3 separate regions of the Homo sapiens genome follow, and regions 2 and 3 are each linked to region 1. A link is a loop called in an ENCODE intact Hi-C map of the cell type or tissue named here. Cell type or tissue: heart left ventricle. All regions are shown on one strand.

Region 1 (2,500 bases):
GTGGGTGGTGGGAGGCTAGTGGGGAAGGCTTGAATGGATTGCGATTAAAGTTTTGATTTGGATTGGGCTGGACTTTTTATTATCAGCAAATCTGACTGTTTATGAACACCTGAAAGTGACAGGAAAAGCTATGAAATTTGCCCCAGATTCTTCCAGGGGAGAAGGGAGAGCTTCTGGAATAATTTTTAAAGACAGTGGTCTGAAAAAAAAAAGTGCCATTTCATGATTTCCCTTCACCAAGTAGTCCAGTTGGTTAAAAAAAAAAATTAACTGTCATAAAGTATTGGTTAACACAGTGGTTTGGAAAGACATCCCCTAAAAACAAAAAACGCCAACCTAAATAGTGCAAAGACCAGCAACATCGTTTCATCTTTATAATGGTAAATGTTTATTCCATTGCTGTTTGAATCAGTCTGCAGAAGTCCTCTGGTTTCGCTTGCCTTTTCAAACCTCCAGGTGCACCGCGTGAGGGAGTCTGAGCATTTCAGGTAGGACTGGAAAAAGGTCTTTGAGAAATCATTAATTAATCTATTTACCTTACCATAAGAGCAGTCAAGGCTCGCTGGAACCCCTCGGACAGTGGGGAGGCACATTTGGTGCTCATTAAACATAGAAATAAGCTTGCTTCTAGAAAGAAACGCCTGCCTTTTGCGCAAATCTTTTCAGAGACTGGCTTTGGGCTCCTATGAATCAGGCACCCTAGCGTCCTCCAAAGTTCTTCCCGATGCTGAACCCCAATGCCTCCTGCTGCGCCTAATTCGAAGCGGCTCCCTCTTCTGTTCTGAGCGGAAAACAGCGGAACCCATTCCTGGAGGCCTGCCCTGGAACGGCCAACTCATTCTTACTCCTTTCTCCTGGGGTCCGATGCTAGGGCACCACGGTGACCAGCCGCGCAGCGGGCAGCGGCCCGCGCCGCGCCCACCGCCTGCGGAGGCTGGGTCTGGGTCTGGGTCTGGGGCTGGAGCTGGGGCTGGGGCTGAGGCGGGAGCTGGGGCGGGGGCGGGGGCTGGGGCTGGGGCTGGGGCTGGGGCTGGGGCTGGGGCTGGGGCGGGCAGGCGCGCGCGCAGGAGCGGGCGCAGGGGCCGTCGGCAGAGGGCGCTACGGCTCCCGGCTGCGGAGCTGCGACGCGGGGCGCGGGGCGCGGAGCGCGGGCCGGGAGGAGGCGCCTGGGTCTCGGCGAGTGCGTCTCCGGGCGGCCGGGAGGGGGTGCGCGCATCAGCTGCCCCGCGCCGCCTACCGCTCGGGCCCGCTCGCCGCCCGGCCACTGTCACCGCGGACGGCACCTCGCGGGCGAGGCGCGCCGGCTGCGTGGCGCGCTGCGAAGGTTGGGCTGGGCGGCCGCCGGCCCCGCGGCTTCTCTTTGTCCAGGCGAGGCGGCTGGAGGAGCAGCCGCGGCCGCGGCGGAGCCGGGAGCGCCTGGGCGTCGTGCGGGCGGCTCCGGTCCCCGGCTGCGCCCCGGCCCTCGAGCGGGGGCGGCGGCCTGGGCGGTGCCTGCGCCGAGGTGAGTGCGGGGGCGCGGAGCGGAGCGCAGCCGCGGCGCGGGCGTGGGCGGGCAGAGGTGATAGCGAGCGCCGGCGGCTCCAGGTGCGGGGGCGCCCCTCGCGCTCCACCTGCGCCGCCGCCGCCGGCTCTCAGGGCAAGTTTATCTCCCCCCTTCTGCGGAAACCCTTGACCGCTTAGCGGAGTACAGACCTGTCGGTAAATAGAAAACTCGAGCTGGAGAGGAGGAGGAAGCAGCGTGGCGGAACCCGGCCCGAGATGAGCGTCTCCGTGAGGGCAGTGGTGGCCTCTTGGACATTACATCTTTCTTGGCTCTTTTTGACCCAGGTGAGCGAATCCTCTGCTGCGCGGTCCGGTGGGGTCGGCTGGCTCTGCTGCCGCCCTCTGGACCCGCCGGAGACAGGTGAGCGGAGTTGGGGAGCGCGCAGCCGGGCTCGGGGCAGCGCCGGGCTGGTTCGGCTTCTCGTCTCCAGAGCGCTGATGCTTCCTGCCCACATCACCTGCTCTGGCTTAGGGACTGCAGCTCTTTTGGCACCTTCGCTTGCTGCCAGGTTCAACACCCACTGCTTTAGAGGCGTTGGTAGGTTAGTTAAGGCGAGTTCTCCCCTACCCACCCCCAGCTTTGGATAATTTGGTCTGAGTCTTCGTCTTAATTTAGTATGAGTGTGTTATTTCCTTCAAGCTTTATAATGGTAAAGCAGTGAAGCGGCTTGCTACATCCATTTTTTTTTTTCATTCTGTGCCTGTGCACAGAAGGAATTACAGGCACACAAGTGATGTTACTACCATTCTATTTTAAATACAAACACGGAAAGAAGTACTCTTGGCAGGATACCAAAGGCGCCTGTACTCTCTGTTATATAAATGCTTAAAAAAATTTGCTCATTGGTAAAGTTATGTGTGATTACCAGAGCACCTAAGAAGAGAGTGTCATGCTTTTAGTTTACTTGGAGATAAGCAGTGGTCTTAGCTTGAGGTACCCTTTTAAGATAATATAGGA
Region 2 (2,500 bases), 540 kb after region 1:
ATTGTGAATGAGATCTTGTCTGAGCCAAGCATGCCAGCTTTGAGGAAGCATGACCTGTATAGCCTGAAAATGCATGATCTCTTTGTTCTACCAGTTAGAAGGCCCTGCCAGAATTCCATCCTGTAAGGAATGCACGTGTATCTTTTGTACACTGTAGCATATTTATCTGCACAGCATGCTCTGGTGGAGAGAGGACGCAGTGCTAACCCAGAGTCAGTTCCATCTCTGCCCCTATCCAGTGGTGAGACCTTGAGCAAGTTCCTGCCTCTGTGCACTTCGTCATCATCACTGTAGGAATAACATCCCTGTCCTTGTTCTCTTTCCCCCTGGCTGAGTCATTAACTTTGAATCTCAGTTTTCTCCATTTAAAATAGAATTCATAATAACTCTTCACAAAGTCATTGTGAGAATGTAGTGAATTAATGTGCAAAGATGCTTTATAGAGATGGGTCTCACTATGTTTTCTAGGCTGGTCTCAAACTCCTGGCCTCAAGTGATCCTCCTGCCTCAGCCTCCTAAAGCACTGTGATTACAGGCATGAGCCACCATGCCCAGCTGGCAAAGGCACTTTTTTAACAAATATTCAATCAAACATTCTTTTCTGAGTACAAAGAAATCTGTCAGGATCTACCTCAAGGATTTTACTCTCAAGTGGGAGAAGGTGAAAACACAGTCAAAGCCCTTGAAGAGCTTGGCCTGGAATGTACTTTAAAAATAATTTAAGAAAATAATTTTCAGTGGCCAGGCTCGAGCAGCCTGGCCAACATGGTGAAACCCCATCTCTACCAAAAATAAAAAAAATTAAAAAAATTAGCCGAGTGTGGTGGCACGTGCCTGTGATCCCAACTACTTGGGAGGCTGAGGCAGGAGTATTGCTTGAACCCAGGAGACGGAGGTTGCAGTGAACCGAGATTGCTCCACTGCACTCCAGCCTTGGTGACAGAGGGAGACTCCATCTCAAAATACATTTTTTAAAATGAAAATGAAAATAATTTTCTAGTATAGCTCTTCAGTTGCTGCTATATATTTTTACCTGAATATGCTGATGCCATTAATTTAAATATGTGTTGGAAGTAAGCCTCACCACTAGAGAAAAAGAATTAGAAGCCCAGATAAGAATCTCCCTTTTCTGCCCCATGCTTTATAGCTCCTGGCAGAGTAGCTGTGAAAGTTGTCAGCTCTAACACAGCCTCAGCCCAGCGTCCAGGGATTCTAAGATGCCACACTTAGGTGCCAACAGCAGCCTCACACTTGTGCTGGTTGCAGGCAGCTCTGCCCCTGCAGCAAGGTATGTTCCTCACCACGGGCCAAACAGATCTGCTGTATCCATGCTCCCAGACCCCCAAGTGGTGTAGTAATGAGTGTGACTCTCAGGGACGGACTCGCGCTCCTTAGGGTCAGGTTGAATGGTGTGATGGTGCTTTTGCTGTGTGGTTCCCCGTAATGCTACTCTTTAGCATCCCCTGGTGGCTCTCCCATGAAACAGTCCACAGGATGGTCCTCACCCTGCAGCATGGAGTTTTATACACATTACCTGAGGGTACATGGATTTTCATGTTACTTTTAATAAGATTTATTATACTTATTCAGTATTTTTCATATCTATTCTTGTCTTCTTTGTTAACTTTATGAATGTGATTGTAGATGATGGTTTTGAATTTTTTTACATGTTATTAAATAGTTTAGGCATAAAAGACCTCAAAATGAATATGTCAAGCATTTTTGGACTTTCTAAACTTACTAAAAAATTAATAATTCACCAACCTCCTTCTTCTCAGAGTGTGTATATATTTTAAGGCTTTTATTATTTTACCTTTTATCACAAAAAAAATTTAATATAGAATAGTGGAAAGAATAAAACCCAGATACCCCATAATCCATATTTAACATTTATTAACATTCTGCCATATTTGCTTTATCTGTGTCTTGTTGTTGTTAGTTAGGGGTATGTATATTTTTTATATATTTTGTATATTTGAACTTCAACCTTTCACCTTCAGTTCACATATATTAGTAGACAATCTTTAGCAACTCTGTCTCTACCATATGGGGTGGGTAGGTAGGGAGGATTCAAAAAAGTAAGAGGCAGAACTTTAACAATAGAGCTCTTATTTATTGACCATCTACTATGTCCTGGGCACTTAACAGGCATTATTTTAACCCTCACAACAACCATAGCTGTTGTAGATATCATCCTCATGTGATGCCTGGGGAAACTGAGGTTTGGGGAGATTGCATAGTCCTCTGAAGACAACATAATTAGAAAGTGATGGAGCCAAGATACAAATACAGGCCAGGCCACACCCAACACTCATGTTTTTCCACTATATTATGATGCTACTTCTCCCTCTCTTCACAATCATCAAGGTGCTTTTTATGTATTAAGGGGGGAAACGCACAATTGCAAAACAGGTGAAACAATAATCTAAAAGTTAAACACACAGAAAATGACCTAATGGTTTAAGCTGTTGCCATAAAAAAAATACTATGTGCTCAAGTG
Region 3 (2,500 bases), 440 kb after region 1:
TTGCTGTGTACCCAGTGCTGTGGCAGCACCTGCCATGGTGCCCGGTGACCATGGAACCCAGTGACCACACTCTGCTTTCATCAAAGCCAACAGCCGGAGCAAAGAAAAGAATTCACTTTGTTTTGATAGATGAGTCTAGTAATTTTAGCACTTTTAAAACTGTTTATTTCTCTATGCCATAGGATGCTTTCAGTGAATGAAATCTTCTCCACTAAACCATGATGATTTAAGTTGTTTGAAAGGCAGCACCATCTGTTTTCCACTGGGCTTCCCAATAGAACACAACACAATTTCAGTTGAAATCAGTTGCTATTTATGTTTTCAAGATATTTTTTCTTTGGACTTTAGTACAGCTCCTGAAGATTAAGGTTTTGGACCGAGGCTGTCAGAATCAGGCAAGTTCAGTCCCATTCCCCAGTTTCTGACTGAGACTGAGCAGAAAATAAATATGGAAAGCAGAAGAGGCACTACTACTGAACAGTCATGAACCCGTTTATGCCTAGTGTTCCATTACTGGAACGCTAAGCTTGTGGGAGTTATTTATATCCTATCGCTCAATGTCATTGCCAATGTCTGATTTTTCACACAAAAGAATTTACAGCCTCTGGCATAAATGGGTTAAAACATGGTTGAATATTGAAAACACATACCTATATAGTCCCCATGTAGCTAAAGAATTAACACTGAACAACAAAATGAGTGAATGCTTTTAGCAAGAAAGCTAACTCAGCAGGATTTTTTTATGCTACCAGTCTCGTTTTACACTGAGACAAGTAAGGACTGTATTTTGGATAAATCTTTCAGTCCTTTATTCAGCTAGAGCAGTGGTTCTTAATCGGGACAGTATTCCCCTTGGAGGACATTTGACAAAGTCTAGAGACATTTTTTAATTGTTACAACTTGGGTATGGAGAGAAAGGGAGATTGCTACTGGCATCTAGTGGGTAGAGGCCGGGGTTGCTGCTGAACCTCTTACAATACACAGGGCAGCACTCCTGCCCCCAGTAAAGAATTATCTGGTCCAAGATGTGGGTAGTGCTGCTGTTGAAAAACTCCAGGCTAAAGGGAAAGAGTCCTCCAGCTGTGTCTGGCAATAAAATCAGTGTGCTGAACAAGAAAAAAAGGAAGATTATCATCCGCCTGGACCCTGAAAGAAGAGAGGGAGTTTTCTAGCTCCCAAGAGGGGAGAGAAACTAGCTTCAAGTTCAAGGAATAAATACTATTTTGACTTACAAGTTGACATACCTCCTTAAGGCCAATATGCGGTCTATTTCCTAGGAGACTGTTCAATTTCTTCTCCTTTAAAGATTTCATATTCCCCAGAAGCTAAGTCAAAGGATTCTTTTTAAGAGTGCAAGAAATCTCAACCAGATGGTACAATCTGACTCCTTCTCGCAGTCCCTGAAGTGTTCATACATATACAGGAAAAGGGTTTAGGGCTCAGGTACAGTGATCCCCTTTTCAACATTTGACTTGGTTTCTCAGGATTTGAACTTGGTTTGCTTTCAAAAGTGGCTGACTAAAGCAGTATCTGACATGTAATAATCCACAAGTCCCTCAGAAGCTTCAATATAACTAATCAGATCTCTGACACAGAAGCAGACTATTTTAGAACAGAAAAAATCCAAGCTACAGAAATAGAGCACCTAAACTTTCTTATTGCTCTATTAATAAAAGCTACTATATAAGCCCTTGATCATTTCTATAATTTTATACCATATTAATAACTTCAGCAGAATTTAAATTGGGTTCACATCAGATGGTGTTATCTTTTAACAACTTCCACACTAAGCATATAATTAAAATGCTCCAGTTTAAATATTTTCCCCAAGGTATTAACTACTAAGATATTCAGACAATGATGAGCTAAAGTTAGAGTGTTCATGGATGATGGCTCAAGCTTTTAAGTACTTCAGATAGGGAAAAGGGATTTATTACAATGGGTCTAATTGATATAAAAGAGGAATGGTAAAAAGTTGCCTTTAATTACTCAAAGGTCTCTTGATATATTAGCCTTTGGTCTTTTAAGTAACTAACCTCCGTCAGTATTTGACTAAATTTTCTCCTATGTGAATGTGACTGGGCAAATATTAAAGAAAATTTCCCAAATCAAAAGAAAGCTTTAAGCCATTTATGTGCCAGAAGTTCAGAAGTCCTGGGCTGGCTGATGCTGGCTTTGATCTTCTGTGATTACTTCTATAACTTTGAGAGAGTCAGTGTTAGCACTCCTGGCCTTTGCCTTCTTCGTTAAGCAGCTCTGTCTTTCTTAAAGTAGTTCTGTTATCCACAGGGAAACTGAATCATAGAGAAGGTGGCATTTAATTGGGCTGTGAAGAACTGCTAGACTTGCCTGTGGTTGCAGAATGCCACAGCTCTCTCAGATTTGGGCCTCCTTTCTCTTTTACATTTGTGTCCCTGGACTATAAGTCTCATTTTACCAGTTCATCTGCACCCATATTTCCCCTGTTTCCTGAAAAGAAATAAGAAAGATGACTCTTTTT

The links. A loop is a pair of places that touch in the nucleus more often than their neighbours do. Peaks named below come from ENCODE experiments on the same cell type or tissue, not always from the same donor. Only the 100,000 strongest peaks of a DNase experiment are listed, where the experiment ranks them.
Region 2: a loop joins it to region 1, with 6 times the contacts of the local background. A loop is called at or near these places in 62 of 110 quality-filtered maps.
Region 3: it touches region 1 in a loop (6-fold over the local background); 33 of 110 quality-filtered maps call a loop at or near these places.

Annotation. Positions count from the first base shown.
Region 1 is chr13:28,818,785-28,821,284 of GRCh38, forward strand. MTUS2 (microtubule associated scaffold protein 2) reads left to right here and starts at 1,555. Exons shown (of 16, transcript NM_001033602.4): 1 at 1,555-1,827. RefSeq lists silencers at 1,020-1,369, 1,460-1,529 and an enhancer at 1,429-1,929. In heart left ventricle, a CTCF peak has its summit at 1,163 (motif pointing right); DNase peaks (open chromatin) are centred at 1,147 and 1,757; H3K4me3 peaks cover 1,971 bases; H3K27ac peaks cover 180 bases; H3K27me3 peaks cover 1,743 bases.
Region 2 is chr13:29,361,728-29,364,227 of GRCh38, forward strand. All of the region lies in intron 8 of MTUS2 (microtubule associated scaffold protein 2), which reads left to right. Among named protein-coding and RNA genes, the nearest start is that of MTUS2-AS2, 110 kb to the left of the region's middle. RefSeq lists an enhancer at 1,190-1,409 and a silencer at 1,225-1,519. In heart left ventricle, a CTCF peak has its summit at 1,479 (motif pointing left); no DNase peak of the experiment used is centred here.
Region 3 is chr13:29,259,942-29,262,441 of GRCh38, forward strand. All of the region lies in intron 5 of MTUS2 (microtubule associated scaffold protein 2), which reads left to right. Among named protein-coding and RNA genes, the nearest start is that of MTUS2-AS2, 11 kb to the left of the region's middle. In heart left ventricle, a CTCF peak has its summit at 940 (motif pointing left); no DNase peak of the experiment used is centred here.